Regions from separate parts of the Homo sapiens genome. Here region 2 is linked to region 1. Evidence: chromatin loops called from intact Hi-C (ENCODE). Cell type or tissue: mammary epithelial cell. All regions are shown on one strand. Each heading gives the region's core, and the rest is flanking DNA. Links, peaks and the distances in the headings are about the cores only.

Evidence for each region. A loop is a pair of places that touch in the nucleus more often than their neighbours do. Peaks named below come from ENCODE experiments on the same cell type or tissue, not always from the same donor. Only the 100,000 strongest peaks of a DNase experiment are listed, where the experiment ranks them.
Region 2: it touches region 1 in a loop (6-fold over the local background); 6 of 110 quality-filtered maps call a loop at or near these places.

What each region holds. Positions count from the first base shown.
Region 1 is chr11:35,000,929-35,017,212 of GRCh38, reverse strand. LOC105376626 (a long non-coding RNA gene) reads left to right here. Exons shown (of 4, transcript XR_001748180.2): 4 at 1-9,510. Among named protein-coding and RNA genes, the nearest start is that of MIR1343, 67 kb to the right of the region's middle. RefSeq lists an enhancer at 3,272-3,321. In mammary epithelial cell, for the core only: a CTCF peak has its summit at 7,661; a DNase peak (open chromatin) is centred at 7,742; H3K27ac peaks cover 2,076 bases.
Region 2 is chr11:35,105,111-35,121,394 of GRCh38, reverse strand. No RefSeq gene overlaps it. Among named protein-coding and RNA genes, the nearest start is that of CD44-DT, 25 kb to the left of the region's middle. RefSeq lists an enhancer at 4,175-5,374. In mammary epithelial cell, for the core only: no CTCF peak of the experiment used is centred there; DNase peaks (open chromatin) are centred at 9,564 and 10,114; H3K4me3 peaks cover 303 bases; H3K27ac peaks cover 2,500 bases.

The DNA of each region.
Region 1 (16,284 bases), core at 6,688-9,187:
GAGAGCTGAGATGTCTCATTAAAGCTTGGCCGAGCGCCTTCTGTTACTGCTTATTTACATAAGTAGCTTTCCTAAAATCAACGGCTCCCATGAACAAGACATATATATTAATGCCTCACAGTCCAATATATGATGAGATAAATGACCACTGCTTCCTTATATAATGCGCACACACTTGCCTGAGACAAGTCAGCTGTTCTGAAACACAAGATTAGGAAATTCAATTTCATGTATACATTTCCATGAATCAAAAGTCAAAATCAAAGGACAACCTTCTGTGTTACAGTGAACTCTGGAAGTAAGTGTAAATAAGATAATAAGATATGCCCTACTTTGTTGTCATCTTTTTTTTTTTTTTTGCTTTTTGTTTTTTGTTTGTTTTGAGATGGAGTCTCACTCCGTCACCCAGGCTGGAGTGAAGTGGTGCAATCTCGGCCCACTGCAACCTCCACCTCCTGGGTTCAAGCAATTCTCATGCCTCAGCCTCCCAAGTAGCTGTGATTACAGGCGTGTGCCACCACGCCTAGCTAATTTTTTGTATTTTTACTAGAGACAGGGTTTCACCATGTTGGCCAGGCTGGTCTTGAACTCTTAACCTCAGGTGATCTGCCTGCTTCAGCCTCCCAAAGTGCTGAGATTACAGGTGTGAGCCACTACACCTGGCCAGCTATGCCCCACTTTGAACAAACATTGCTAGAATCTGGAAGAATCTTCTGTTAGCCAAGGATTGCTTTTGAGGTTCACTCCAAAAACTGAGCTACCACCGGGGACAAATGGTCTCATAATTTTGAGTGTGTAAAGTGCAGCGATTCCAGCTCATGAGCACTAATATAATTTTGGAAACAATATACCCACAACAGGCATCGTCTAGAAAACTAACAGGATCTCTTTTCCACTAGAGTGTATTGTTGTTGACTAAGTGTTTTCAGTTATTAAGCTGGAAGAGACATGCTGGGGAGAATGCTTTGGAGGAACAAGTAAGCACAGAACACAGAGAATCAGGTAACTTATTATTTCTCACCTTTCTCTTTCCTTTGTAGATAATTAGCAAACATTCCTTTCTCCACCTTATCTCTTTGTTGAGGTCATATCAGCAATTATCTGCCCTCTGGTTTATGCAAAACTACCTGAATAAGTCATAATTCAGAAGAGCTTATCAACTTTCTTCCATGTCCCGTTGCCCAAAAATAATCAGCAATGAAATATCTCAAACATACAGAAAAATAGAAGTAAACAAAACCACCTAGATTTATGAGCAGTTCACTCTCTATCTACATGCTTAATATATTTTTAATAAAGTCTTCAGTCATCACTGCCACATTTACAAGAATACTTGGCCTTTTGGCTTGTCTTCTGAACATATTTTTGCATGTAAGCCTTTTACATATTTCTCTGAAGTGGTTCGAAATCCATCAGCTCGATGGTCTTTATTGTTTCAATATGGCCCAATCCACAGGGCAGAGCATATGACTGGTGTGGTGGTTGCTGCGTGGCTTTGAAGTCACACGGATTTGAGTTCCAGTCCCTGCCTACTAGCTGAGCAAATGTGGTCAAGGGTCTGTGACTGAAATTCTCATTGATAAAGCAGGGATAATAATACCTACCTTGTTGTCGAGATGTCATGAGGTGATGTAAGCAAAGCATCAGAACAGTACCTAGCACATAGTAAGTGGTTATCATCAGCTTGTGTGTCTGCTGTATATGCTGAACTGCTTGAGTCCATCTCCAATTGAAGCTGTATTTACCAGGATCCACTCAACCACTACCTTGATCATTAACACCTCCTTATTTGTGGACTCATGAATACAAGGCACTTGCATCTGCGGGGCTTCAAACTTAGCCCAGTGAAATGGCAGTCTTTTTTAGTTTTCTAAACACCTGGAGGTGACTTTTTCCCTGCCTCTGACTTTAAAAACATAATGAAATTTTACAGAGTTTTATAGCACTGAACTTTATGTAAAATCAAAAGAGCCCGTGAAATAAGAGAGCAATTGGTTGTAAGCAAGCCCCTTCATGAACATGGGCATTTTTTTTTTAACGTCTTTGTATCTGTGAGCATCTCCTTCTCTTCCTATCCTTAAGTGTATTATTTGTCATGAAAGCAAAGTGCTTTTAAAAAATTGTGTTTGATTCCATGGTTCCCAACAATGGCTGGACTTCAAACTCACCTGTGGTGCTTAAGATTATATATCTGTATACTTTTGTTTAAAATGAATATTATAAAAATTTATGTTTAAAAATATGTGTGTATATACATACATAGTTACATACACCCAAGGCACATATGTGCATGTGTATACATAACATATACACATACATACATACACGCACACCACCACCAAAGCCCCACTAAAAAAATACTGGAATCTCTGGGAGTAATGGGGGCAAATAGGAGGAGTTAATGTTCAGGTAAGGCTATTATGGACCCATTGTTGAGAATCACAGTGGGTTAATTACTTGAAACAGTACCTATCTAAAGGACAGTTAAAGATTTTGGTATTAACCAGAAAGTCTTTTTTTTTTTTTTCTTAAATAATTTTGCAGGCAAGATGCTGCTGTTACAAGTTTTCTGTTCTGAATTATGTCTTCCATAGGAATGAAGCATCCACACAGTCCATCCAAGCATACTGTGAATCAAAACACATGTCATAGCTGGAACGAAAGCATTAGGACCATCTAACTGGATTCCACTGGAATGAGTCTCTGTGAAACCATGCCGAAGTCTTTGTAAACAACCACCCTAAAGAAAGCTACATGAAGAATAGCCAATAACAAAAGCACTGGATTTAACTCAATTTTGTGAAAAAACAAAAAAAACAAATATGATGCACACACTCTATCCTTTTGTGAACAAAATGCCACCAAACATTTGAAACTGGCCTAAGCATACATTGACATGTTTGACATGAAGCCCAGCCTTATTGATCAGCCTTTCCAATACCCCCCGCCCCCCATTCTTTATTCCCAATAGATACATCTTCTCACAGGTAATTGGGCAGAAAAATGCTTATTGACTGATCTTGAAAACTTCAATGCATCTAAAGCTGGAGAACATTCAAAAACCATGCTTCTCTTTATTTATTTCAGTTTCCATGGCAAGAGGAAAATAAAAGGCAACTGTTTTGAAAGCAACAACAGTAAACGAAGCAACATCTCTGGCAAGCAGGCAAACCTTAAAGAGTAAAAGTTATAAATCCCCATGTAGACAATACCTTGTAGGTATACCTTCCCCCAACCACGGGGATGACTCTTAATGGTGCTGACTAGGTATAGACACCAACTTGGGACCAGTAAGTTATTCTTAGAAGGTGCTAACTTTTGTATTTTCTTTTAGGTTCTTGCTGCTATGTTTCTCTTTCAATTGACTTCCAGAAATCAGACAGTGAAATCAATGGGGCTTTCCAGGCCACTGAATTCAAAGTAATCAGGGCAGGGTCAGAATGCTGATTGACTGTTTTCAACACACAGGGACCTGGAATTTGGGTTCTAGCTCTATCCCTCAGCACAGAGTCAGCAGACACAATGCCCTAGATGGTTGGATTTTCTAGTGTCTGTGACAGGCATCTTCAAAGCTGATTCCTCTCCCTCTGAGAAATCAAGGCCACCACCTTTAACTACTGACACAGTAGTGTACTTCCCGTACTGCAACCTCAGTCCCTTTTGTCACTTTTGCTTTGCATTCAAGTGCCTTGGCCAGTGTTAACTGCAGCACTTTGATTTCTCTTTCTATAAAGACTATCAAGTACCAAGTCATTTGTTTCTGCAACCATGTAACCCAAGGACATATTCTCCTGGATGAAATTCCAAGACCCCCCCCGCCACCAGAAGTCAGTGGAGAATAGGCACAGAAAAGATGATGAAGGTCATAGTTTCTAATAATTTGTTTTCTTTTTAAAAAAAATTTTTAATTTTTATTTTTTTGAGACAGAATCTCACTCCGTCACCCAGGCTGGGGTATGGTGGCATGATCTCGGCTCACAGCAACCTCTGCCTTCCAGGTTTAAGTGATTCTCCTGCCTCAGCCTCCTGAGTAGCTGGGATTACAGCCGCATGCCACCACGCCCAGCTAATCGTTTGTATTTTTAGTAGACACGGGGTTTCACCATGTTGGCCAGACTGGTCTCGAACTCCTGACCTCAAGCGATCTACCTGCCTTGGCCTTCCAGAGTGCTGGGATTACAGGCATGAGCCACCAAGCCCAACCAGTTTTCTTTCCTTTTTTTTTTTTTTTTTTTTTTTTTTTTCCTTTTTAAGGGAGGGGATTCCCTCAGTGGGTTTACTTAGAGTGAAACGGTATCTTGGCTTTGGACTTGCCCCTGCCTTCATTCATGTGGGTACTTTTTATTTAACTTTTCATTGTAGGTAGGCTCCCCTCTACCTAAAAAACCAAAGGGAAAAACCCCAATTCTTTAATTTACTCACATCCTGTTACGCTTTCACAAGCTGTTCATTTTCATACCAAGCCTCATCTTCTGCTGCCAACATCCTAGTTTGAAGGAAAGGGGGAGACAGGTCAACTGGTAGTGGTCCTGTCCTCAAAGGGAGAGAACTCCTGGGTACCTCTTTCCAGCAGCCCTAGGCTATTTCAAAATGTCAGCAGGTCTAATCCTAGAAGAAAACACCATTTACTTCTCAACCTGCTGGGGCATGGTGAGGTCTAAACAATACATTAACCAACAAAATCTGCCAGTTCCTGAGAACTGCCAGAGAACTGCCTGAGAACTCAGAGATAAACAGTAAGAGGTATGGTCAACCTTCAGGGGAATGAAGAGACTATCTCAATGCAGCAAAAATAAAGGAATTAATGTGCTCTGCAGCTTTAGAAAGGAACTCTCCTTCCTGGGGGTGCCTCCGTGTCCCTGGCTCTAGGAGACTACCTAACCAGCAAGGTTGATAGCATGACCCTGGCTCCACTGAAAACTTGGGCCTATAGACTGTCTTATTCTAAAGGGTGCTTTTTAATTCTAATTTTTTTTTAATTTTTATTTATTTTTTTTTGAGACAAGTTCTCACTCTGTTGCCCAGGATGGAGTGCAGTGATGCCATTTAGGCTCACTGCACTTTTGACCTCTCAGGTTCAAACAACTCTCTCACCTCAGCCTCCTGAGTAGTGGGGACTACAGGCATTCACCACCATGCCCGGCTAATCTTTTTTTTTTTTTTTTTTTTTTTGTAGAGACAGGTTTTTGCCATGTTGCCCAAGCTGATCTTGAACTCCTGGGCTCAAGCGATCCACTTGCCTCAGCTGGGACTATAGGTGTGAGCCACCGTGCCCACTCGAACCACTGGTCTTTTAATGTTTTCAGCTCCAGCTGGCAAACCCATTACCTGCTCTTCCTAGGCAGCATCCCTTGGTCACTATCCAGCCATCTGTTACTGCCAAAGCAAAAGTCCATGGCCCTCGAAGTGTGGGAACTCTGGCCATCGGCTACTTATCATTTTGCCCTCTGAAATCCTTATATTTCTTTCTGAATTCACACACTCAGAATTGGCAGTATATTCTTAAGCTATGAAGTCCTCCACTATATGCCCATCCCAAAAACCTAAGCGAGTAAGATTATTTAATCTAGGAAATGGTTATTTACTCTATAGAAATCTGATCTTCTCATTGCCCAATAACCATGGAATGCTGAAGAGTTGCCTCAGATGGCAGGGAGCCTGCATGCTAGCTCACACACTATCCCTAATAGCCATTTAATTTTGGGAAAAGACCCGTCTTTTCTCTGGACTTTAGTTTTCTCCTCTTTAGAAATAAGAAGCTGGTTAGCCAATCAGTCATGTCTCTTTCAGGTATATGTTCTACGCTTTGCAACTGCAAAGTTGACAATCTGAGAATGTGTGCACGCCAAAGGGGCTTAAAAAATAATATTATCTAACACTTAAGCACTTGATGTGTATTAACTCATTTAATCCTTCAATAACCATATGAGGTAGGTATTATAATTATTACCCCTATATTTTAGATGAGAAAAGAAGAAATAGAGAGAGGTTGAGTAACTTGACCCATTATCCAGTAGTTTTAAGGCTGGGGTTTGTATTTTTAACCACCATATGCAGGATAATGGGCAGATCTGAGGACTAAGCTTCCTTGACGTTTGCATGCTTAGAAGGTTACAGAGGGAGTGTGAGAATCACAGTTAATCTGCAAATCAATGGTATATACCGAAAATCAGGACAGGGGCCAGAGTGTCCTCACTGTTACCTGTTGGATTCCCTTGGCATTATTTAGTGCACAACATTACCATAGGAAAATCACAAGCACTTTTATGGCAATGGTGTAAATTAGGAGGATTCTGACAGTAAAGCCCAGAGTCATTCCAAGATAAAACGATCAGTTTGGGATCTCTTGGCCACCTACTGACCTGTCAGTGTATTGAGGCAGTTTGGGGTAGGAAGTATGTCAAATGATACTGGAGGAGGGAATACAAGAGGCCGGGCAGAGAGTGACTTATTTATTAATTATCTATTTATTTATTTTTGGTTGAGGCAGAGTCTCGCTATGTTGCCTAGGCTGGTCTCGAACTCCCACCTTGGCTCCCAAAGTGCTGGGATTACAGGTGTGAGCCACCATGCCCAGCCCCAGAGAGTGACTCTTGACTAGTTTGGAGAAATAAACTGACTTCAAGGGTCTTCAAAACACAGCCACTTGGAGGTCCTGACTGCCCTTTTCTGATCTCCAGCATGAGCCTCTGCAGAAGCAAGTGCCTTTCACTGAGTCTGACCCTAGCTGAGTGAGATCTTTGCAGAGGAAAGGACAACATGCTTATTTTTTTTAAATGGGCCCATAAGAACCCCGAAACCAAACAAGAAAATCAGGAAAGTTTCTTGTTAGTCTACTACAGACAGGTAGTGATGAGAACTTGGAATACTATCTAGATTCTGAGCTCATTGCTCTAGGGCCCAGGGTCCCAAATGGTGCCTCTTTTCAATGCTTATTTACCATAGTTTCATAGAAACATGACCAAGTGTCAGTTAGTTCTTTACCCTTCGGGTTTTTTCCATCATTAATCCTCTTGGCACAGGGTGGGGCTGAGCTGGGAACAATATCATATAACTCTAGTTGCAGCTGTCCTTATGCAAACCAGCATATCCGCAAGTTACCATGACCTTTTGGGGGAAACCAACATAACAGTGCTGGTGGACACAGCTTCAGGCTGCTAGAGGTCACTGATATGTACCATTGCAACTTGGAAGGAATTCCATATATTGATACTTTCTTTGATTCTATCAACCAAACGGCTTTGTGGGGCACATGCTATAGTACTGAATGAAATACCTTTCTTTCCCTTGAGCCAAAAGCACATAATAAGCTATAGATTCTTTGCTGCTATGCCATTGATTTACCTACTGTACTTTGTAACCCAGGAGGGCTATGAATCATCCTTCCTAATTTCAGCTTCACAAAACAGGTTGCTTTTAATACAATCTCTTCTTTATCTAGATTTATTTGTTCTGAACCCTAACACATTCTTAGGGCATTATTTCTTACTGAAGACAACTCTCCCTTAGTGTTTGTTTAATGGTAATTTTTTATTCAAGTTCTTCCTGGGTGTCCGCTTGCCCTTTAATTTTCTTTTTCACAGTGCTTTATATTCCTAGGAATACCTGAGTCACAAGTGGTCAGATTGCCAGCATTCAGCAATCCCAGGCAGGGGGCAGATTTTATTGCCTTTCTCTCTTCTCCTCCACGGGTTGCTCAACAGTGTTAACATTCTGATTTCTTTTAGGAGTGGAGCTCCAAGATAATCTCTTACCCTGCCCTTCTTACTCATTAACTTTAATTTCCAAAAAATGCCGCCGATACCATTCAAACACTAGTTCAGGAATTACCACGTGCTGGGCACTGTACTGGGTGCTGGAGATACTGAGAAGAAGAAACATGATCTGTTCTCAGGAAGCTCACAATATGGTGAATGTGATAATTAAGGTCATGATTAAACAAAGCAGGAAGTACTCCAAGAAAGGTGAGCAAGGCATTACAGGTATGCAGAGGATTGCTTGACCCAACCTGGAAGAATCCAGAAAAACTCATCCAAGGCTGGGCACAGTAGCTCATGCCTGTAATCCCAGCACTTTGGGAGGCTGAGGTGGGCGGATTGCCTGAGGTCAGGAGTTCAAGACCAGCCTGGCTAACATGGTGAAAACCCATCTCTACTAAAAATACCAAAAAATTAGCCAGTTATGTTGGCGTACGCCTGCAGTCTCAGCTACTCGGGAGGCTGAGGCAGGAGAATCGCTTGAACCCCCCGGGAGGTGGAGGTTGCACCGAGCCAAGATCATGCCATGCACTCCAGTCTGGGCAACAGAGGGAGACTCTGTCTCAAACAAAACCCATCCAAGAGCCAAGAAGAGGTTATGCTTGACCTGAACCTTAAAATACAAGTAGCTGTCATTTTGGGGGAGTCCAAACAATGGATGGGTTGATGTGGATACAGCAAAGGACATAATTAAAGAGTCATGGCCAGATCATGAAGGATTTTGTTCCTCGGGCTAAGAAATTTTAGCTTTACCTTAAAGTAGAGGAGCTACCAATTCCGAGCTACAGCGAGGAATCGTAATATAGCATTGTATCATGTATGAAAGGACAAAATTCATGCTACTTTCCTAAAAGTAAGATTCTGTGTCCCCGTTTGCTTCATCTAATATTGCTTCTTGGCCCCAGCAATAGCACACAGAGCACCGGAAAACTAGTTCAGGCTTATCACCAATTCCTGAAGCCAGTCTACCTCTCCAGGACACTTAGAGCCATGACCTTCTCCAAGCTCTCCAAGATCGCTGTGCTTGTTGCATATTCTGGTCTGCAGAAGGTGAAAGGGTACTAATCATCCTAGAAGCCTTCCTGGAACAGGATCTCTTTGCCTAGGGTCATAAAATGAGGGATCCAGATGGTACAGGGAAGTGTAAATGGCAGTTGGAGATGGGACAACAGTAAGTGCAGAGGCAGAGACACAGGTCAGCAGACCCCACATGTGACATGTCAAGTACAGGGAGTAGGGGAAGAGGTGGGAGACATGGTACAAGAAGTCAAAAGATCCACTGGTTCCCTGTATTCCATGAAAACGTTACTGTACAGAATATTACACATTTCCAAGTTGGAGACACTAAAATACAAAGGTACAAATTGTCTAAGCGCAGATATGAGGCAGTGGCAAATTAATAAAACAAATCACATGCCTGTTTCTAACCTGTTTACCATGGCCAAGAAGAGTCTGTGAAATCAAGTTAGACATTCTGTCTTTGAAATCATGCATTCACAGAACTTATGGAAGCTTTCAAGTGGAAATGTCTTTACTCTTTAAAAAAAAAAAAAAAGCTCAAGTAATGCCCTAATCATCTCTTATTATTGTTTGTATCTGCAGGATTTGGAAACTGCTCAGGAAAACAACTGGATTCCTAATAATCCCTGAACAATTCTTTTTTTTTTTCTTTTCCTGTGGACATTAGCCTTTTAATTTTTCCACAAGGAATTCTGGGCCAATTTAACTAATAAATAATAACAGAATTTTCTAAGTGCATGGTACTTTTGCTTTATCTGATTTCATGGCTTTCCTGTTCCATGACAACCCACTGTCTTTTCCCTCACATGTATGTTTTATGATGGTTTTTTCAGGCATTTGAAAAAGCTTTAACACTTTCACTCAAGCTAAGACACCTCAATTTTCATTAGTGACTTTATTGTCCAGGAGGTGTTACAGAGACTACCAAATAGTTTCAAAATTACTTGCTCAGTCACGATGCCCACAGTTGACTCTCAGCCTAGCAAAAGAGAAGAAAAGAAGTTCTTGTGTTTACTGTCCTGAACATACCCTTATGCTAGTATGCAATCTCCTCAGGTCCCCTCAATTAGGGTCACATTTCCGTTTTACAGTGATAATGCAAGAGACTCTGGGTACTGTTCAATGAATATAGGTTTAATGTAATATATGTATTTCTGCAAATATATATATATATATAAATGAGGATTTTGTAAGCACCATTTAAAATTACCTGAGGGGCATTTTCTAAGTAACTGTGAGTCTTTTTGTAAAGCAAAAGCCCTTTTAAAAAATAACATCATTCCTTATTTCATGTGTTCTAAGTTCAGGTTTTCATGGACTAATTTCAAAAAATGATGGAGGCCACCATTCTTTTTCATTTGTTGAGTAAGCTTTACACCAACACAAGAGGCCATCACGCTTTGCCCTTAAGCTTTACTTAACAACGATATTTGAGCATGTGGGCTACTGAGACAGAAAAGTTCCCCCATGAGTCAGCAGCCAGCCCCAGCAAAAGATTTCATGGTCCCAACTAACTAGCCCACAGCCTTTCATATTCAGTTCTGCTTTCTCAGTGGTCTCTAGGAGTCTAATTTCTGGTTAGGAACTGAGAAATTGGGTTGATTTCCACTTCCGTAGGATAGCAAGATATCCGCAGGATGTCAAGGGGGCTGGGCCAGTACCCCAAGTTAGCAGTAGTGAAAAAAGTGGCTGAGCCCCAGGATCTAGAGCACATGAACTCTTTCCCACCTCAAACCCCCATTCCACCCTCTACCCCATGAGGTCCCAAAGGAGATGAGCAGAGAACAAGACCTGGCAAAGAGAGGTTGTTAATGGAGCTCCGACCTCAAACCCTGATGTCTCACCTTAGACTCATTTCCAGGAGTGGGGCCCTGGGTTTCATATTTTAAAAAGCATGGCATATTGGCGTATGTCTCCCCCGACCCCCACCACCACTGCCATTGGAATGCCTAAGGCCAGTGGTGTGCTGAAGCTGGCTTGTACCAGCTCGTGAGAGCTGATTGTTAAACTTTTAAGAACTTTGCAAGCTGATTATTAAACACAGCTATTACTGAAAGCTAAATTATATAAGCTTAGGATTCAATAAATTATACCGGAAGCAAAGATAATAAATACCCAAAGCTCACCACTTCCTATTCATTTACTATTATCTATGTTCTTGAGGTTTTTACCTCTATTGTATCTTTAATGGTGGAAATACTATGTAATAATGGAGAGCTATGCATCTCTTCCTAATTCTACACTCAGTAACATTACATTGGAAGCTTGAAATCAGAGCATTTATACCACCGAAATCAGCAAATACTACAAATCAGGGATTGATTTATTGTGGATTGTCTCTAGACTTAAGAAAATAATAGAGAAAAATGTAAATAATGCAGATTAAACTTAAAAATGTCATGTTTGTAGTTGGTACACTATGAATAGCACAAAATTTGAGAAAATATTCCAGTATTTGAAAATTATCTGATTCAGTAGAGAAAGTACTCTCTTCATGGACAAACATGTAAACTTCTGTGTCACTGTTGTTTTAACTTTTATCTTATTCTTTTGTGTAAAGGAAAATGTCAACCAACATTTAGGTCAGTAACCTACTTATTCATCAACTGCAATCATAGTTTGGCTGCAAATAAAAGCGTTCTATAAAATCAGGTAAAGCATTCCGTGATAACATACAATAAGGAGTATTGTATGTTCTATAGTTCTTAGTAAGTCATATATTTTACTCCTTGTAAATCAGTAAAATTTATAACAGACTTATAATTGGTTATATATCCATATGCATTTCTTCTCCAAAGAGCTGGTTGTTAAACATTTACCGGCACACCACTGCTTAAGCCAAGAACAGAAACAGGTTAAACAGCCTCCTGGGCTTCTATCCCATAGGTTCACACCCTTATCTCAGCCCTTTAGTTTACCATTCTCCTGTCAAGAAGAAAACAAAGAATAGAAACCTTTGTACAATTAAATCAAAAGGAAAAGAAATATTCCCTAAGATCTAAGGCAGATAATTTAATCTGCCTAATCCAGCCCTTCCTAAGAAGGCTGCCTCTCAAGTAGGAATGGCTTGAGGCTGATGTGACCACACCTGCCATGTGGAAAAGCTGAGAGCAATAATAACAGATGGCAGACTTGGCACTGTAGCCTAATAAATATTCTCCCTTTTAATGAGTCCACATCAGATGGCTCCTTGGGGGCAATGGGGGAGAAGCAGGGAACAAAAGCAGTTTCTCTTGCTTCCTGGTCGGATCTCGTACATGTTTGGGGGTACATAACAAAAGATCAGTGAGCATTTCTGCCTTCCACCAAATGGAGTACACATGAACATCACAGCTTTGCGTACAATTACTTTAAAATCATCAATACTTGTATTTGAAAACATCTTTGTAGACTTGGAACCAACCCAAATGCCCATCAATAATAGACTGGATAAAGAAAATGTGGCACATATACACCATGGAATACTTTGCAGCCACAAAAAAGGATGAGTTCATGTCCTTTGCAGGGACTTGGATGAAGCTGGAAACCAGCATTCTCAGCAAACTAACACAGGAACAGAAAACCAAATACGGCATGTTCTCACTCATAAGTGGGAGTTGAACAATGAGAACACATGAACGCAGGGAGGGGAACATCACACACCAGGGCCTGTTGGGGGGTGGGGGGCTAGGGGAGGGATAGCATTAGGAGAAATACCTAATGTAGATGACAGGTTGATGGGTGTGGCAAACCAACATGGCAAGTGTATACATATGTAACAAACCTGAACGTTCTGCACGTGTATCCCAGAACTTAAAGTATAATAAAACAACAAGAACAACAAAAAAGAAAATCTTTGTAAAGTGAAATAAAACCCAAATACCAGACAAATACATGGAATCTTGAAAAATCCTGTTACTCAATGGTGTTGTTTGGTCTTTAGGCCAATGCTAATAATCAACACTAACCACTAAGGAGTGTCCTTCAGTGCAGGAAAAAAAAATGCAGTGAAACTTTACATTTTCTTTTTAAATGGCCAGCTCTGTCTCTCATCAAATCAGATGACTGACTGACCATATTATTCTTGAGCTCCTGTGCACGTACCTATTCAATTTTTCTACATACTTCCACGAAATTTATGTTCTATATTTTTCATGAAACATACCATGAGTATTTTCCATGTTGTTAGTCTTATTCCCCCCTGCATGTTCTCCTTAATAATTTTTCTCTTGAAAAAAGCAAAAGTCCACCAAATATCTGTTATCTGAGTATCATAAGGTAGAAACCTTAGGTAAAAAGTCATTCCCCAATTAAAGGGAGTGCAATTTTTCATTTATGAAAAAACACAACTGGGGGATATTTTTAAAAGGAGGCTTCAGGTTAGTTGCTTTTGAATGTCTTATTTACCGTATCATAAAAAATAAATATACAAGATGACTTATCTGGTCTCCAAATAAGAAATGAGTCAATGCTACGAGCATAAAATGTTCACATATCCACCCACCATAAAAGGGAAACTGGCCTCAGAACATTTTACAAAAAAGCATAATGTTATGGGCTAGTCTTGACAAATAGTGCTTTTACTTAATCGAGTATGTTTTTGACAGCTAGGCACAGAACACTCCAGCAAGATTCCCCCAGTCCCTTAAAAAAGGAATGCATTTGGTGGGGGTCAGACTGACTCATTGAAAGGGTTGGAGCAGGGAAGAGTGAGAAATCCAATCAGCCTGTCATCCTTACAAGGTGTGAGCCTTGTGTTAATACTGTACAAAATAATTGTGTTGGTGATAGTAAGGATGAGGGAACAAGTGACATACTTTAAACTTGCAAAATAATCTGGGGAAAACCAAGGAGGTACTTCTACCTCCCAAGCTCTGCTAACTGCATAGAAAGAACATGTACTTTCAACCACAAAGACATTTATTACATTTTCTTTTTAAAAATTTATTACTTTTCCTCCTCTGTAACTTGTCATCCCAGACCAAAACTAAAGAACTCTTTGGTCATCACCCAATAACATGCCCTTTAAATAAGAACACTGAGGTATTATTTTCCTGTTTGACTCTTAATTAATTCACACCAGCTACCACCCCTTCATGAATCAGAAGGTTGAAGGAATACACTATACATTAATATTAAAATCTAAAGGAAACCAAATGTCAAATTACTGTGGTTTTAGCCACAGACTTATTTCTATGGCATGTGCAACCCCTGTAGAAGATGCTCCCGAGAAGTTCAACAGGCTGTGTTCACTATATCAAAAGAGAACTATTACCCAACTTATAAAAATCTTTTTAATGTGCTGAACTCCAAAATTTCCTAAGAAATAGATGTTTTTAGAAAGGAGACTTGTGAGGCTCTGGGGCCAGGCTGCCTGCCTTGAAATACGGTCACTGCTACTTATTAGCTGTGTAATCTCAGATTTAAGTTACTTAATGAACCTTCTGTGAAATATTGATAATACTAATACCTTTCTGTGAAATACTGATAACACAACCTATCTTATTGGGTTTTGGTGAAGACTTAATGAGTTAATAATATGTATAAAGTATTCAAAACAATGTCTGGAATACAGTAAGTTAGCTATTAGTATATTATATTTTCATGGTCAACATATGTATAATTTGAAGAAAAGGTCTTTATCTACTTAATGAGAACCAAGTAATTAGATAACTATAAAAATATCTACCTAGAAAAAGTCCTATAATTTCCCAAGTAAAATACTTATTAATCTATGTTTACCAGTTTTTCCATTTTTAAGACTTTTTACAGCTGGTCATGGTGGCTCATGCCTGTAATCCCAGCACTTTGGGAGGCCAAGGCAGGAGGATTGCTTGAGGTCAGGAGTTCGAGACCAGCCTGGGCAACATAGCAAGACCTCATCTCTACAAAAAATTTTAAAAACTTGCCAGGCGTGATGGTACGCACTTGTAGTCCCAGCTATCAGGAGGCTGAGGTGGGAGAATCTCCTAAGCCCAGGAGTTGGAGGCTGCAGTGGAGCTATGATCACGTCACTGCACTCCAGCCTAGGCAACAGAGAGAGACCCTGTCTCAAAAAAAAAAAAAAAAAAAGAAAAAAATTTAAAAAGCCTGGGCGCGGTGGCTCACGCCTGTAATCCCAGCACTTTGGGAGGCCAAGGTGGGCAGATCACGAGGTAAGGAGTTTGAGACCAGCCTGGTCAATATGGTGAAACCCTGTTTCTACTAAAAATAAAAATTGGCACATGCCTGTAGTACCAGCTACTCGGGAGGCTGAGGCAGAAGAATCGCTTAAGCTGGAAAACGGAGGTTGCAGTGAGCCGAGATCGTGCCACTGCACTCCAGCCTGGGCAACAGAGGGAGACTCCATCTCAAAAAAAAAAAAAAAAAAAAAAAACTTTATGAAGCTATTACTCTCAATATTTTCCAAAGTTGCAAGGACTCATTTGCGAAATGAGAAAACAAAAACAAACACACAAAAGCCCTGTACCCCACTGAATCTTGAGTTTCCATTTTGTCCAAGTCATAGTCTCCCGTATTCTCAGTTCATAGGAATAATGACTTCCAGCATTCTCCAGTAAAAATGGCTAAAATTGCACATTTTTAAAGGCGGGATTAGCGTTTGCTCTCAAAATAGGTACATCGACAAAAGTGTCCATTCTCATTCTTCTAAAGTTGTATCAAACATTGAAAGTATAAAGAGAATACCTGAAACTCATCATGACATTCTAACTAGTATTTAACAGGTTAAGGCAGAATACTTTCTTATTAATTTACCAATAATAGACAATTTGGTGTCAAAATGAAATGCCCACAAATAACATAAGGTATTTAGTAAGTAATAAAATCTACTTAACTGTGGGAGCTATGCAATTCATGAAGAGCTACATGGTACTAGCAGGTGAGTAAGTTGGCTTCCACACCTCAAACATTCATTTTGAACTAATAAAGAGCATATTAACTTGATTTTTAGCATTAAAAATACTGAATGTTAAAAATAATATTTGATTTTCACTCACTCCTATAGTTTTGCAAGTTAGCTCGAGAGTCCAAAGATGCTTATGATTCTCTGAAAATAAATTTAACAGATGATCCCCTTGAGAACAAAACAATGAGCGTCAAGATATGTAAAGATGCATTTGCACACACAGGACACCTTCAAAAAAAGCAGGGGCCAGGGAAGAGGTAGGAGAGTTGAAGAATTAAAATACATTTTGATTAGACAACGGTAAGTGTCTATTCCTCATCTTTCTTTAGGACGGATGACTTAACAAAGAATATTTTCTTTGCGAATAGTAGGGTGTAAATAAAACTTTCTCTGTACAACTAACATGCCATATGAGTAATTTTCCTTCCAACTAAAAGTTTCTAGGCTTTGTGGGAATTAGTTATTGTTGTGATATGTACACACAGGTATTGAGCCAAGGTCCTGGAAAAATGAACTGATGAATTTATGTATTTGGGTGTTAAATATTTGATTACTGAAATTAGGGAAACCAGACAAAAAGTGGGGTGGGTTATACTCAGTAATGCAAAAAGCTGGTTCAAA
Region 2 (16,284 bases), core at 8,167-10,666, 100 kb before region 1:
CCACAAACAGATAATGGCACTTTAAATGTGCTTTCTTTTGTGGATAGTGGTTTGGCAATATCTCTCAAAATTAAAGGTAGAGGAAGGAGGAAAATCAGAGGAGCATTATCAAAGAGGAAGTCCACAGGGCTTAAAAGAAGGGCTGTCAAATAATAGGAGCAGGCAGGACCCCATGAACAGCACTGGAATCAGTGTCCAGAGACTGCCCAGCCTCTGCCCAGCAGGTGCCATTTGCAGCCAACATTAGGAAGTTTAAAGCAAAACATCCCTTGCCAGTGGAGAAAACACTGAATCTTTCCAGTACTGAGGGTCTGTATTACCTCTCCTTCTCATGACCATCAGGTAAAAGCCTCCTACCTGTCATGTGCTGATCATCTTGATAGGACTGCCATTTACCCATGCCCTCAGATTTTGCTAAGCCATCTCTTTGACATCCATATTAATCAGGGTAGGCTAGCTAACAAACAGACTCAACATTTTAGGTGTTAATGTAGTAGTAGAACTTTATTTCTTTCTCACACGAGGTTCAATGCAGGTGTTCTTGGTCAAGCAGCTCTCTAGAGCAGTTTTCCTCCAAGCAGTGAGACTCTGGGATTCAGGCTTCCTTCATCTGGTGGGTTTGCCTTGCTTAAGTCCTCCTCAGAGTCTTCCACTGGAACTTGTAGATTCAACCAGACAATGAGAGAGAGACCATGAAAGATTGCATGGGCCATTTTAGGGGCTAGGCTTGGAAGTGGAGTTGTACATTATTACCACCTATATTCCACTGGCAAGACCCAGTCACATGGCAGCACTTGTAGTCTTCTCGTGTGATCATGAAGAAGATGAGATAATAAGAACACATAATGTGTCTGCCATAGTACCTTATATGGATGGACAACCCTCTTTATAACAGCCTGAACACTTAAGCCCCTGAAACAGAGGGAATGTCTGGATACCTGGAGGAACATGGTGATGAGTTCAACATCCCCTCTGTCTCACAGCTATACTTTGTTGGGCTTATAAAAACCATCTTGAAATGCTCCCAGCCCATCCCCAACTGCCACTTGTGTTTATTCATTTTATAATCATAGAAAAAATGAAGAACTCATTTCCACTTGGACAAAACCAACTTTTCTCCTCTTCCACCCACCATAATTTTATTACAGAGACCACATTTCCCAACAATTACAAAGAAACCCTCAAACATACTACAATGAGTAGAGGAATGAGAAACAGATCCCTGCATCAGCTTAGTCCTCTCCATGGAGGAATTCCCCCCAAGCCAACATATCCAAATTCTACCTATTAGTTGGGGCACATCCCAAGACATAAGTAGCACTTATTTCTTCTTTACTTCTTTTCTTTCTCCTTCTTCTTCTTCTTTTTTTTTTTCTTTTTGATAGAGTCTCACTCTGTTACCCAGGGTGGAGTACAGCCTCACACTTTTGGCCCCAAGCAACTCTTCCACTTCAGCCTCCCGAGTAGCTGGGACTACAGTTGCGTGCTACCATACCTAGCTAATTTTTTAATTTTTTGTAGAGGCAGGGTCTTGCTGTGTTGCCTAGCCTGCTGTCAAACTCCTGGGCTCAAGCAATCCTTCGACCTCAGCCTCTCGAAGTGCTGGGATTACAAGACATGAGCCACAGTTCCCACCCTCACTGCTCCAGCCCAGAGAGATCCCATCCCTTTCTGCCTTACTTAACACTGATTGCTTTTGTTACCATCATTTGACTTTTGGTTATCATTTGTATTGAATTTCACATCTTAATGCAACAAATATCTCCTAAGCACACTTTGTTCCAGACTAGGGGATTCAAAATTATAAAGAGAAGCAGCCTCCCTGGAATATGCCATCCCGTGAAGGAGGCAGATGAGCGTGCTGTAGAGTGGATGTTTTGGTGCCATCAGGTGTACACAAAGCATCTTGGAGACTCAGGAGGGCAGAGAGTCCTTCTGAATGAGGATAAGTTGGTGCCTTTGAATCTGGACTTTGAAGAGTGTATAAGACCTTAACAATATAGTTTGGGGAGAGCATTCCAGGTGAAGACAAGAATGAGAGAAGGCACCAAGGTAGGACTGTGAGGGGAAATTTCAAGAGAAGCAAGTTATCCTGTATGGCTGGAGATAAAGCTGGAAAGATGAATATATCCGCTGGGATTCTTTTAGCTGCAAGTAACAAAAGTATGTCTTGACCAGGCTTAGGCAACGGGGAAATGTATTTTACACAATGGAGTCCAGAAGCAGGGGCTTTTCAGAGCAGTTCGGTCAGGGTTCCTGGTCTGTTTCTTGGTTCTTCTCTCAGTTCTCCTTTGACTTCATGGTGGCCATCCTTGTGGTTGCAAGCTGGCTGTCAGCTGCACCTGGGGCAAAAGGTGTTTGCATTGAAAAGCAGAGAGGGAAAAAAAAGTAGTATATATTTCCCAGAAGCCCCAAGCAAACTTCTCCTCAGATCCCATTGACACGAAGTAGCTTAGGACTGCCCATTCCTGAACCCATTACTGACTAGAGACCTACCTTGAATGGTACAAACAAACTGCATGAGCAAAATGCAAGGTCAGGCATCATCCATGGTGATTCCTGTAAAAAGCTTAGGCCAGACTGTGGAAAGCCTTGAAACCCAGACTCAAGAATCTGTGTGAAAAATAAAAGGCATGGGTAGGGGGGCATTGATTGTTTTTCAGGAGAGAAGTAAACAGAATTGAGTTCAAAGAATAATTCTTTGGCTATCTTGATGGGAAATGACCAACCACAGGGGAGTGGATGTGGAAGAACCATGTGCCCCTCCCTTCCTGGCTTCTTCTCATCAAAAGTGGCTCCCAGGGAAGAAGCTGCAACACTCACTCACACCATCTCTAAATGACTGATGAGGTATATGATGCCAGTGGGAATGGAAAGGACGGTTTTGATGGAAGAAACAGTCCCAGACAGTACTGACAGGGTGATTGTGGAGGGGGAAAGGAAAATTATAAATAATTCCAAAGTTACAAGTTTTGATGACTTAAATGTGCAATGCCATGAATACAAATATGGTCATCTAGAGGAGAGAGCGAGGTGGTTTCGAATCCATAAATCAGATGCATGACTAGTAGTCATGGTAATAAATATAAAATTGTGCTGATAGTAGAGGAATAATAATGAAAAGTAAAACCCAGAACAGTTGGTATGTGCCAGGGACATAATAGATACTTAGTAAACATGTGTTGCTCTGAAATATGTGTGTGCATTTGTATACTTATATACATAGAAGATACACATTTACTCCTTATGACAATCCTATTAACTGAGGCACAGAGTGATAGAAGTGAGTTATCCAAAGTCACACAACTGCTAAGTAGTTAAGTTAGAATAAAACTCAAGCATCTGACCCAGGGTACCATTCTCTTAGTCTTTATAACAAGAGCTAACATTCATGAAGCACCTGCTAAGTGACAGTACTTTATATACCTTCTCTTTAATCCTTAAGAGTCATCTCTATAAAGTATACAACATTCCCCCTGTTTAAGAGAGGAGGATTCTGAGGCACAGAGAGGATAAGAGACTTGCCCAGAGTCACAGGTAAGTGGCAGATGTGGGATTCACATTGCAGAAGGCATGGCTCAAAACACACACTCCATGATGCCATGAAAAATATAAATGCCCCCTGGAAACTCAAGATCTGTATCACTCATCTCATCAATGAAATATTAAACTTCCAGCACTTGAAGACCAAAGCTTACACATTTTGGGTACACTGTTGATGAGCATGGGACCTAGCACCTAGATGCCTGGAACTGATAGAATTTCTAAGCCTCTGGGAATCTCTGCATATAAGGAAAAACTGAAACTACAGTGGGAGGTTCCTGCCCAACTGGAGCATGAAGCTTTGAGGAGATGGAAAGGCCAGGTGGATAAGAGGCCAAGCTTAAGAACAGATGTTCTGAGTCCAAATCGTAGCCTAGCAACTCATTGCTAGGGAGCCTTAGGCAAATAGCTTAACCTCTTGGAACTTTTATTTCCCCAGCTGTAAAATAAAGATAATACCAACAAACAGCTCATCTCAAATAAGATGAAGCAAGTAAAGCATTGGGCTCATTGCCTAGAAGATGGCAAAACTTATTACATGGTAGCTGTATTGCTATTATTGTTCTTGCTGTTGTTGTAATTTCTATAAAAGAGTATAGAAGACAAACAGCCCAAGTGCCAGAAAAAAAGATTCTGCTGTTTATACTTCATGATGCTCCGATCCCTCAAAACCTTCACACAGCAGCTGCCTCAGCCTTCTAGTTTCTTGGCAGGACTCTTCACATCAGATTAAGAAAAGCCAGCTGCTATTCCTGGATCACAGGAGGAAGGGAAAACAGAGGTGAGGAAAGCCTGCCCACCCAACGCCCTTTTCCTAGGCCCTTTGCAGCTCCCAGAAGCCCCAGCTCTACCACCTGCCCAGCCTCCCAGGCACTGGCCCTGGCACTGCCTGAGATGTCACTCTCTGCCTAGTCACCTGGTTTGCATTTCAGAGAGTGACCAGTAGCTATTGGCTGCTGCAGGTTCCAGCTGTTAATACCATGACCAAGAAGCAGTGGAGTTGTGAGCTCAGTGCTGGCACAGGACGGCTGCTTCCCTTTCCCAGAGGCAGGGAACAGGAAGGTGGGGAGAACCCAGTGATCTGTGAAGCCCTGGGAACCATAGCATAGGGTGCTGGCTACCCCAGAGAGGTTTCAGATCTTCCAGACCAAGATGCCTAGCTCCTTGGTTAGCCTTGAGCCAGATGCCAGCTTACTGGCTGGGAAGAGATAACTTCCTCTCAGCAGCCAATGCTCCCAGAGGCTTCTGGAATCTGCCTCAGTATACAAGTGCTTAGTCATGGACATTAGAGCTAGCAAAGCCCTCAATCCGACCGTCCCATTTTATAGATAAAGAAACTGAGGCCCAGAGGGATGAAGGGACAAGTTTAAGATGCACCATGAGTCAGAGCAGGGCTGGGGCAGGAACACTTGTGCAAACAATGAGCCTAGGGCTTTTTTTATTACTCAAAGCCACAGAGCTGCCCCCGCACTCCTACCTAAAAAGGGCTGGATCCGGTGATCCTAAAAAGGACTGGATCCGGTGATCCAGTTGGAGCCTAGGACCCCAATACACAGAAATCCTCTCCAAGTTCCACACACCTTTGGAAGAGGACTTGCCAAAAGCAGATGATAGGCAAAAATAACGGCAAAGAAAAGTTTGCTTTGGCATGGAAAGATGTTCACCCTACAGTGTTAAATAAAAAAGAAACAAATTCCCCAAGCAGCATTTATCCTATGATCCCATTTGGATAGGGAGCACACATGCATAGAAAAAAAGACTGGAAAGAGAAGAAAAACAGTTACTCTTAGGAAGCAGGATTACGGGTCATTTTCATTTTTTCTTTTGTCATGCATATTTTCTAAATTTTCTACTTTGAGAGTGTTTATTTCTGAAACAACAATTTTAAAAGGATATAAAGTAAGTAGGCAAGTGCCAGGGTCCCCAGTCACCCTCACTCAGACAGGCTTGGCTTGCCACAGCTCCCAGGACAGACTGCACCCATTGCATAAGGCGGGAGCATTTTTCTTTCCGGTGAAGCCTAAACAAGCTCAGACCTGCAGTCAGGCAGCTGCAGCTGTGGTTTTGCTGCAGTCTGGGAACAGCAGCTCCAGTGCGGGGCACTCCTGGGTCTTCAATGTGCACCAAGGAGGAAAGGCTGGATGCCGGACCCCAGTCTTACAGCTGGCTCAGCTGAGAGTGTGTCTGGCAGGTGGGGGCAGAAGCCAAGTCTGAGGTCTGAGATGCGGGATGTGAAGAAGAGGGAGATAAAGCCTAGTTGGCCCTCAGGAAATCTCCCAGTCCCAGGCCGCACCCTTCAGGAAACCTCCTAGCCCAGTTTTATCTTTCAGGCATGCACCTCTCTCATTTTGCTGCTGCTTGTCCAGTATGATCCAAAGCCCTTGAGACCAATGCACCTTTCTGTGTTATCCCACGAAGGTGATCTGCCATGTGGGAACCTCCCAAACTTCTTTCTGACTACAAGCCAGAGAATCAAGAGTCTTGTCACCAGTACCACAGAGCTGGGGCAATGACAGAACCATTGCCCTATGCCACGTACCAAATGAGTACGAAGCACCTGCCCCATGGTGTGGCTGGGATCTGCTATTTCCTGAAGCAACATGTCCTGAACATCAGCTGATTGACGTTGCTTCCCTAAAAGGCTTGAGTATGGCAAATGCCGTCATCACACACTGAAGGGGCATGTCCATTAGGACGGTTTCCCTCGTCCTATAACAGAGGGTCTTGCAACCTTGTCACACAGTGGTGACAAACACAGAAGGAACAACTAGGTCCAAGAGCATCACAGAGGAGATGGAAAGAGGAACTGAATCCTAGCTCTGCTCCTCACTAATCTGCCTTGTAAGCTGGTGATGGAAGCCCCTGAGCCTCAGTTTACTCATGCATAAAATGAGTCTCAGCAGTGCTGGTAGAATTAAGTTAATCTCAGCCTCTGCATCAGGGGTCAGCCAACTACAGCCCCCTGGTATCTGTCTTGCTGTTTGCTTTTGTATGCCCCTCAAGCACAGAATTGCTTTTTCATTTTTAAATGGCTGGAAAGAATCAAGAGAAGAGAAATATTTCACCATACATGAAATATAATTCTACCTAATTCAAATTTCAGAATCCATAATAAAGTGTTACTGGGACATAGTCATGCCCATTGATTTACGTATTGCTCATGGTTGTTTGTGAACTACGATGGCAGAATTGAGTGGTTTTGACAGAGACCAGGTGGCCCGCAAAGACTAAAATATTTACTGTTTGGCCATTTACAGAAAAAGGTTTTCCAACCCATCATCTAATAGTCCAGCAGAGAGCAGAATGTTAATAAGCATTGCTATCCCTTCTCCTTGGGGCCTCATCATCTGCTTTTTAAGTCCTCTCTGCCAGGCACTTTTTTTTTTGTCATATTTAAAAGAAAGGGTCTTCACAATGATTATCACTGCTTTGAGAGGGTGGAAGAAGAGGGAGAGCCTTCCTCATTGTGATCATCAGGCTTCAAGTTGGAAGACCAAATTGCAGAGGTTAGATCTTCATTCTGCCATCAACTGGTGGTGTGACCTGGAGTAAGTCACTTCACCTCTCTGAGCCTCAGTTTACCTCACCTATAAAATAGGATAATGATAATTGCTAATGTTTACATATCACTTGCTGCATGCTAGACATTGTTCCAATCACTTACATCAGTAGTTTATTTAATCATAGCAGCTCTCTGAGGTAAGTACTATCATCACCCCACTTATGGGCAAAGAAAACTAAGGCGCAGGGAGGTTATGTGGGTGGCCCCGGGTTTCATAGCTAGTCAGAGATGGGATTCAAACTCAGTCTGGCTTCATCACTTGGGTGCTTAAACAACTACATTCTAGAGCCCAGCATACTTCATAGACCTACTGCAGGATTCAACAGATATAAGGAATTGGAACCCTTTTTAAATTTATTTTTTTAATTGACAAGTAAACTTTATGATTACAGCATGATGTTTTGGTGTTTGTATACATTGTGGAATGGCTAAGTCAAGCTGTTTAACATAGGCTTTGTCTCACACACTTACTTTTTGTGGTGAGAACGCTTAAAATCTACTCTCTCAGCAGCTTTCAAATATACAATATATTGCTATTAACTATAGTCACCGTATTGTAAAATAGATCTCTTCAACTTATTCATGTTGTCTCACTGAAACTTCATGTCCTTAGACCAATATTTCCCCAATCCTCCCAGCCCCCAGTCTCTGGTAACCCCATTTCATTTTGTATTTCTATGAGTTCAACACTTTTCTTAGATTAGACGTTGAGTGAGGTCATATGGCATTTGTCTTTCTGTAGCCTGGTTTATTTCACTTAATATAATGTCATCTAGGTTAATCCATGCTGTTTCAAATGAAAAGATTTTCTTCTTTTTTAAGGCTGCTGTGTATTTCATTATGTATATGTACCATACTTTAAAAACCCATCCACGAGTCTCCATGGATACTCAGGTTGATTCCAAACCTTGGCTATTGTGAATACTGCCGCAATGAACATGGGAGTGCAGATAGCTCTGACTGATTTCATATTTTTTGATATATACGCAGTGGTGGGATGCTGAATCTTGTGGCCACTCTATTTTTAATGTTTTGAGGATTCTTCATACATTTTTCAGGAGTCTGAACACTTTTTAGTGACCTGTCAAGGTCTATAGCTATGTAAACTTTTTTCATCTTGAATGAAGAAGGATCAAGTTTTCAAATCCCTTACTAATGGTGGCATTTCCGACAGTGTGGCAGCATCTGAATGGAGAGGCGACATTTTTGCAGCAAGTCCTGCTTGCATGGGTTCTATTTCTTCACTCTCCAGGGGTAAGAGAAAAACAAACAAACAAACAAATCTGCCCTCCTCCCAAAACCAAAGCAATGTCTTATTAAGACCTGTTCTTAGTTAAATATTTGATGGATAAACAGGAGCTACCTTTCTCCTTATGTGGTCAGGAAGCTGGTGACACCTTCCCACCTTGGCTTTGGGTCTCCTCCCAGTCACTGCTCCCATACCATCTTGGTGAGATGGCCATCAGACAGCCCATGCTCCTCAGCCAGGTGTGCTGGTCTTGGCTCTGCTCGGCCCCAAGTTTAACTGAAGCCAAATGCTTCCAGTAGTTTCATTTCTATGCATCTCTGAAACTGTGGCTAAGTTCAGCTAGCCTCCTGCACACGTCTTTTTGGAAGAAACCTGAAACGGGTTGCTCACCCCCCTCCGCCCCCCGCCCCCCGCCCCCATCACCTGCTGGTCCTGCTCCTCCATGTCTCTCAGGCTGGATGAGGCACACCTTTCTGTGGAAGCCGTTTCTGGCTCTCCCTCCAGTCCAGTCCTCATTATTTCTTCTGTACATTAGCATTTGGGCAATAATTGAGTGTTAAGTGTTGGGGCAGGCTCTGTCTTGCTTTTTCGTCTAATTGATCCACTTGAGAATGTCTCGCCTGTGCTACAAGCTCCTGTGTGGCTGGGAGGGCGGGGAGGTGGTACTAAGGACACAACATGCATGGCAGAGGGTTAAGAGCTTGAGCTGTGAGGTCGAAATCCCTCTATCTTGTCCTACTGTGGGATCTTGAGCAAGTTACTTAACCTTTCTTAGCCTCTGTTTTCTCATGGGCAAAGTGGAGACAGCGCCTACCTTGTAGGGTTGTGGTGAAGACTTAGTGAGCAAATACGCAAAGTATGCAAAAAGCCATACTAGTGCTTGGCAACTATCAAATACTCAACAAAAATGTGCTATTAGGATTTCTGTCCCTCTCTACAGGTACCTCACCTTAAGGTACCTCAGGAATGTGATAAAAGCTTTCTCTACATGCTCCTGTAGTGTTCTGCACCAGGGCGCATCCTGGATTCACCCAATATGTACTGAGGGTTTACTAAGTGCCAAGGCACTGTGAGAATGCAAGGATCTCACAGTCAAAAGGAGGGAGGTGAAAGACAGAAACAGATGTGTCCACTGGAACCAGGGGTTAAGTGCTCTGAGACCTGTGGGATGTGGGAAGGGATCTTCCAGCTCTGGAGAGGATGTGGTGGTGGAGTGGGCAGGGAGCAGGGAAGATCTGCCAAGGGAGATAAACTTGAACTGACTCCTGAGTCATATGCAGGCCTTGGAGGCAGGTAGGAGCAGAAACAGTGGCGGAAAGGCATGACACAGCACACCCCATTCACACAGCCCCCTCCATGAGCCTCCATGAGGCCCCGCCTTGGTGCCCAAGCTTAGTGCCCCAGTGCCAGCCCATGGGGGAAGGATGAATGCTCCTTTTGGCATCTAACATGAAGGCTATTGCTGCCCAGGACTGGGCTGGAGGAGGGAAACTCTGTGAATGCCACAGCTGGGAGGGAATGAAGGGAAAGGGAAAGTGCCAGGGACAAGGCCAGGGCCTCTCCTTCCTAAAGTAGTTCAGAGCAACTCCACCCTGAACCAAGCCAATGTGCTACTGGCAGTCAAGAAGGCCCCACAGGAATCAAGAGCAAGGAGGGACCATAATAAGGCCAACCTTCCCAATCCTGCTGCAGAGGGAAAGGAGCCAGCTAGGCCTGACTGGGAGAAGAGATTATTTCAGGGAGGTGCTGCCTTAGCAGATGAATGATGGAATTCCTTCCTGATTGCGGGGAAAACCACCACCACTTCCTCTTGCAAGAATATGATGAGAACAGAGCAGTGGCTACTAATCAGGCCTCCTGGTTCAGAATATGTTCAGTTGCTGTAATGCCTGGGACCACAGCACCTTCTCTTCCAGTTCTTTCTCTCACCAGAGTGAGGCTTGGGGTAGGGGTTGGGGAGCAGAAAGGATTCTGGAGAGGAGAAAGCACTGAAGTGGGAAGCAAATCCTATTCCAGTCTTGACCAGTAGTGTGAACTACACAAGTTTCAACTCTCTCTGGGCTTCCAGTTCCTTATCTGTATAATGAGACACTTACTTTCCCTACTGTTGGCTTGGAGGAATGAATATGATATGAAAAAAATATCAAAATGTCTTAACTGAGAATGGTTGGTTAGTTATCTTCACTAAATGTGACTTCTCTGGAGGTGGGGGCTGCTTTGTCGGGGTCACTGTTGCATGCCAGTGCAGAGCATGCCTTCCTAGCATGTTTGGAGGTGATTCTGCGTGAAACGGCAGGGGTGGGAGGAAGTCATCTTCAGGTTTCATCAAGTCCCCCTTCCCTGTTCCAGCCTTGTGATCACCTACAAGGCCAGAGTGAGACTTGGTCCAGAGTGGCAAAAGGGACCCCAGCGGACAAAAGCAAGGTGCCTAGGAACTCAGTGCTCACTTCTTCCTTCTGTTCTGACCCATGAGGCAAAGAATTATAATTGCTTCTGCAGTAGCCATTTTGCCTTCCTGATTAACAGAAATCCAGTTTTGTCTGAGTTGTCAAAGTTTAGAGCCAAAAGCTTTATTTCTCAGCACCCTTGGATCCAGAGCAGCCATGGGACACAGGTGTAGCCAAAGAAATAAAACATTAGGTTGAGATTCTGGAAAACCTCTGACAGGTTCATCTAGTGTTTTGCCATTTGTTCTTCCTCTTGTTCCTGCCTGGAATGTAGAATTGATTCCTGGAACTTTAGGAGCCATCTTGCCACTATGAGGACAAGAACCATATGCTAAGGATGACCGAGCAAAGGCCCTGATGGCATTTTTGAGCTGCCATATAAGCATGGATCACCTACTTCTGGAAGCATATAATCTCTCATTGTTAAGGTCACTATTTTGTGGGGGACATTCAGGGGGTAGGGGGTGAGTAGAGTTTACTATTATAGACAAGCACAATTATAACCAGTATATCATTTCTTCCAAAGATTGGGTCAGTGCCTTTCTCACCTCTACCCCCACATCAAAGGACTTACCACACAGCATTTTAAGAGCCAGTTACTTGTAGGTACTCCCCACCAACTGCAAGCTCAGCCCATGGGGGACTATACATTCTGCATGATTGCTGTTGCATGCCCCAGAGCACCACAGTTTCTGGAAAACATTAGCTGCTCTGTGCTTTTCTTGAATCCATAAATGAAAGAACACTTTGAGCTCTGATTCCAGCAGATATAGCTAATATTGGGTTTCAGCTGACATGTGGAAGCAAATACTTATTGAGCACCTTGTACAAACATGGCATCATGTAATCTTTCTTTATTTCTGTCCTTTAGTGAGGGGAGTTCTACTGTCCACATTAACAGGTATCTGGAATCCTCTCCCTCTTCTGTAAATAGAGGCATTTCCATACATCCTCTGAAATCTAGGCAGAGGCACCCCAGCCTCAGTTCTTGAATTCTGTGTACCTACAGGCCCATCACCATGTGTAAGCCACCAAAGCTTGGAGCTTACGCCTTCTGAAGGAAGGCCAGAGCTGTTCGTTGGCTCCTTTTAGGCACTGCTGGAGTCGAAGCAGCTGGGACACAGGGTCCCATGTCCTGGGGCTACATAGAGCAGGGGGGCCATGGTCCTGATCCACAAAATCATTTTCCCTCCCAGGCCTCCAGGCCTGTGATGGGTGGGTCTCTGATATGCCCTGGAGGTATTTTCCCCATTGTCCTAGTGATTAACATTTGGCTCCTCAATACTTATGCAAATTTCTGCAGCCAGTTCAAATTTCTCCCCAGAAAAATGGGGTTTTCTTTTCTATTGCATCCCATCAGGCTGTGAAGTTTCCAAATTTTCATGCTCTACTTCCTCTTGAATGCTTTGCTGCTTAGAAATGTCTTCTGCCAGATACTCCAAATCATCTCTCTCAAGTTCAAATTTCTACAGACCTCTAGGGCAGGAGCAAAAGGCTGCCAGTCTCTGCATAGCAAGAGTGGCCTTTACTCCAGTGCCCAATAAGTTCCTCATCTCCATCTAAGAGCAACTCAGCCTGCACTTTATTGTCCATATCACTATCAGCATTTTGGTCAAAGTCATTCAACAAGTATCTAGGAAGTTCCAAACTTTCTCACATCTTCCTGTCTTATGATCCCTCTAAGTCTCTACAAGTTCCAAACTTTCCCATATTTTCCTTTCTTCTTTGGGGACCTCTGAACTGTTCCAACCTCTGCCTGTTACCCAGTTCCAAAGCCACTTCCATGTTTTCAAGTACCTTCACAGCAGCACCCCACTACCCAGTACCAATTTACTTTTCCCAGTCTGTTCTTACACTGTTATTAAAGGCATATCCAAGACTGGGTAATTTATAAAGGAAAAAGTTTTAATTGACTCACAGTTCAACATGGCTGGGGAGCCTCAGGAAACTTACAATCATGGCAGAAGGGGAAGCAAACACGTCCTTCTTCACATGGCAGCAGCAAGAAGTGCCAAATAAAAGGGGGAAAAGCCTCTTATGAAACCATCAGACCTCATGAGAACTCACTCACTATCATGAGAACAGAGCCATGGGGGTAACCAGCCACATGATTCAATTACCTCCCACTGGGTCCCTCCCATGACATGTGGGGATTATGGAAACTAAATTCAAGATGAGATTTGGGTAAAGACACAGCCAAACCATATCACTCTCTGACCAAGAGACATAGGTGGGAAATTCTCCAAATATAACAAGAGGGTTTAGATGCTGGGCAGTGAAACAGAATGACAGATGTCCATTTTGCTAGTTTGAGGAAAGTAAACATTATATAATTTTCATTTCCTTAAAAAATTCTATTTTCACACTGCTATAAAGAAATACCTGAGACTGGGTAATTTATAAAGGAAAGGTGTTTTAATTGACTCACAGTTACATATGGCTGAGGAGGCCTCAGGAAACTTACAATCATGGTCAAAGGGGAAGCAGACACATCCTCCATGGCAACAGGAGAGAGGGGGAGTGTTTGAAGGAGAAACTGTCAAACACTTACAAAACCATCAGATCTTGTGAGAACTCACTCACTATCACAAAAGCAGCATGGGGGAAACCACCCCCACGGTCCAATCACCTCCTACTAGATGCTTCCCTTGACACGTGGGAATTATGAGGATTACAATTTAAGATGAGATTTGGATGGGGACACAGCCATACCATATTACAGACATTTAAAAAATAATAAATTTACATGTTAGCCCCAAAGGAGCCAGTGTTTCCTTGGCATGAAAAGTGCTTTCTCAAAGTCTCTGCATCTTGGGGAGTCCAAAAAAATTGATTGTGTAGCTTTGAACATTTTAATAAGAAACTAGTATGTGGATACTGGGTAGAAACAGTAGACCTTGTCTAGACTAGCTATCTGGATTTTAGCTCATTATATGTTCACTTTTGAAATTTCACTAGTCTTATCTATCAGAGTTTTAGCACAAAACAGATCCAAAGGATGATTGAAGAGAGAGTTAAGAGGAGCTATTACAAAAGTATAGACCTCCTTAGAGGAAGCAAAAAAGAGATAATGAAATACCCTGGGACTAGTAAGGACAGGATCTGTTATGATTATGTCTGAAACAGCAAAGAGAAGAAGCAAACCCAGGAGTCCTGCATCTGACAGAGGGCAAGAAGGTGCTGGTGATGTACCACAACATATACCATCAGTCCGCCTGACTTTAGCACCACAGGGTGGACAGTTGCACACACTTTACCTGAGTCCCACCTCAAGAGCAAAGATAGATTGTTCAAGGTCTTTCTTAATTGTGCTCCTTGGGGCTTTTTCCAAAGGTTCAGAAGGCCACTTAGCCAGCACAGTTACAATGGAGAAATTCGTGGAATATATGTCTCCAGGCGCAAACTCAATAGGTAGGTGGTGGAAGTGAGTGGATAAATGCCCGGAGCCCATCAGCCTCTGTGGAAATCATTCTGGGGCACATGCTCGTAATTCCTCAGGGAGCCCCCAAAGTCACTGCACCCCAATTGCCCACAACAATAACCAGATCATTTATAAACACTCCATTGGCTTTTCTTTCTTCTTTCTGCTCCCTGAGTCAACCTCCAACACTCAAGTTGCACTGCTTTCAAAAGAACCCAAACTAAGACACAGAAAATCAACTTTTGGCAGAGCAGCTCAATCACTGACAATCTGCAGCTGAACCTGAGGAATAAATAACCCTATATATCTCCTTCTACCCTCTGATATCCTGCCAGTTCCTCTCAGAAACCAGAAGTGAAAACATCTCGTTGATGTGGTCTGCAGAGACCAGTCTCCCAGGGCCCAGAGGAAGACCGAGAAGGGCAGAGAGTAGATTGGGAAGAGCAGATAGTAACTCTTCATCCTAGCCCATCTCTTTTGCCTTTTGGCCTCCATAAAGTCCCTCAAACACTGTATCATGTCAGGGTGAGTTCAGTCACATTGTCACCTGCAATCTAAAACTTTAATCACCACCTGTGCTCTTCTTAGAAGGTAGTGGGAGGAAACATAGGCAAAGATATAATTAACATAAAATATGGCTTCTACAGACCCTGTTTCTGTGCCTAGTCATTGGGATTAAGGTTATAACCATACTTTCCTTCTTCTACTACCCATTCTATGCTCTCCATACCTTCTGCCAGCACCCTGGTTGAATATGGTCCTTTACCTGTTGTGACCCAAACTTTCATGGCCACAGGATATGAGTCCTGGGTGGTACTCTCTTAATTCGGAAGCTGTAGTTTTCCAAATGATCGGGATTACAAGACAACACTACCAGAATGCACCTCTGGTCTTTTATGTTTGAAATCTTCCAAATTTGTAACATAGTCCTTGCTTCCATTGCGCAGCAGCACCCAAATTCTTCCTTGGTAATATAGAGACTCTCTTTTCTATTGGTTCAAGGATAGGTGCTCATAATGGCCAGAAGTAGGCTCAGCTTGTAATTTATTAGAACCATGGCTGTGGTCTCTAGAGGAAGCATTCTATCCCTGGGCATTAGGTCCTTCAAACCCATTGAACCAAAGGACACAGGAAACAGAGGCAACAATTTTTAAGTTGGTCATTTCTTAAAATAGTGAGAGGGGACACTTTTACCTCTACCCCTGGTTTTCCAGACTTGTGCATTCTCTGGATACAGGAGATGGTACCACATGTTGGCTGTTAGCCATATACTGCAGACTGTAGGGTAGCACCCAAACCTCACAGGGTGTTGCCTGCCAGAAGCATAGCTGAGGCTTTAGCAGGCTATTGTGCTTTTATTTCTAGGGTGATAGGTAGCCTCTAAAGTGGCTCCCAGTGATCCTTGCTTTCAGGTGTCCTTGCCCTTGTGTATTTACCTCTCCTTGAATGTGGGCTGGACCTAGTGACTTGCTTCTAATGAATAGAATAAGGCAAAAATGAAGGGATGTCACTTTCAGAGATTAAGTTACAAAAAGACTCTGGCTTCTGACTTGCTGCTCTCTCTGACTCTCCTGCTTGCTTGCTCTGATAGAATCCAGTTGCTCTGGTGTGTGTTGCTCTCTGGGGAGGTCTACATGGCAACAGACTGATATCTCCAGCCAGCAGCCAGAGAGGACCTGAGGCCTGCCAACAGCCACATGAGTGAGCTTGGGAGTGCCCACTCCCTTAGTCAAGTATTGAGATCACTACAGCCCTAGCCAATGTTTGCAGCCTTGTGAGAGACCCTGAGTTAGAGGTCAGATGCCTGACCTACAGAAACTGGAAGATGATGTTTGTTGTTTTAAGATGCTAAGTTTGGGGTAATTTGTTATGCAATAATAAACAACTAATACATAAAACCAGCTCCCTATAGATGAGAGGATCAATGGAAACACCAGGGAATTCTGCAGTCATGAGCCCCATGCTACACTTTTGTTGTTGTTATAAAATGAGCTCCTTGCTTGGCACCAATGTTGTGTGGAATATTATGGCAATAGATAAAGCCCTCAATACAGCCCCCAAA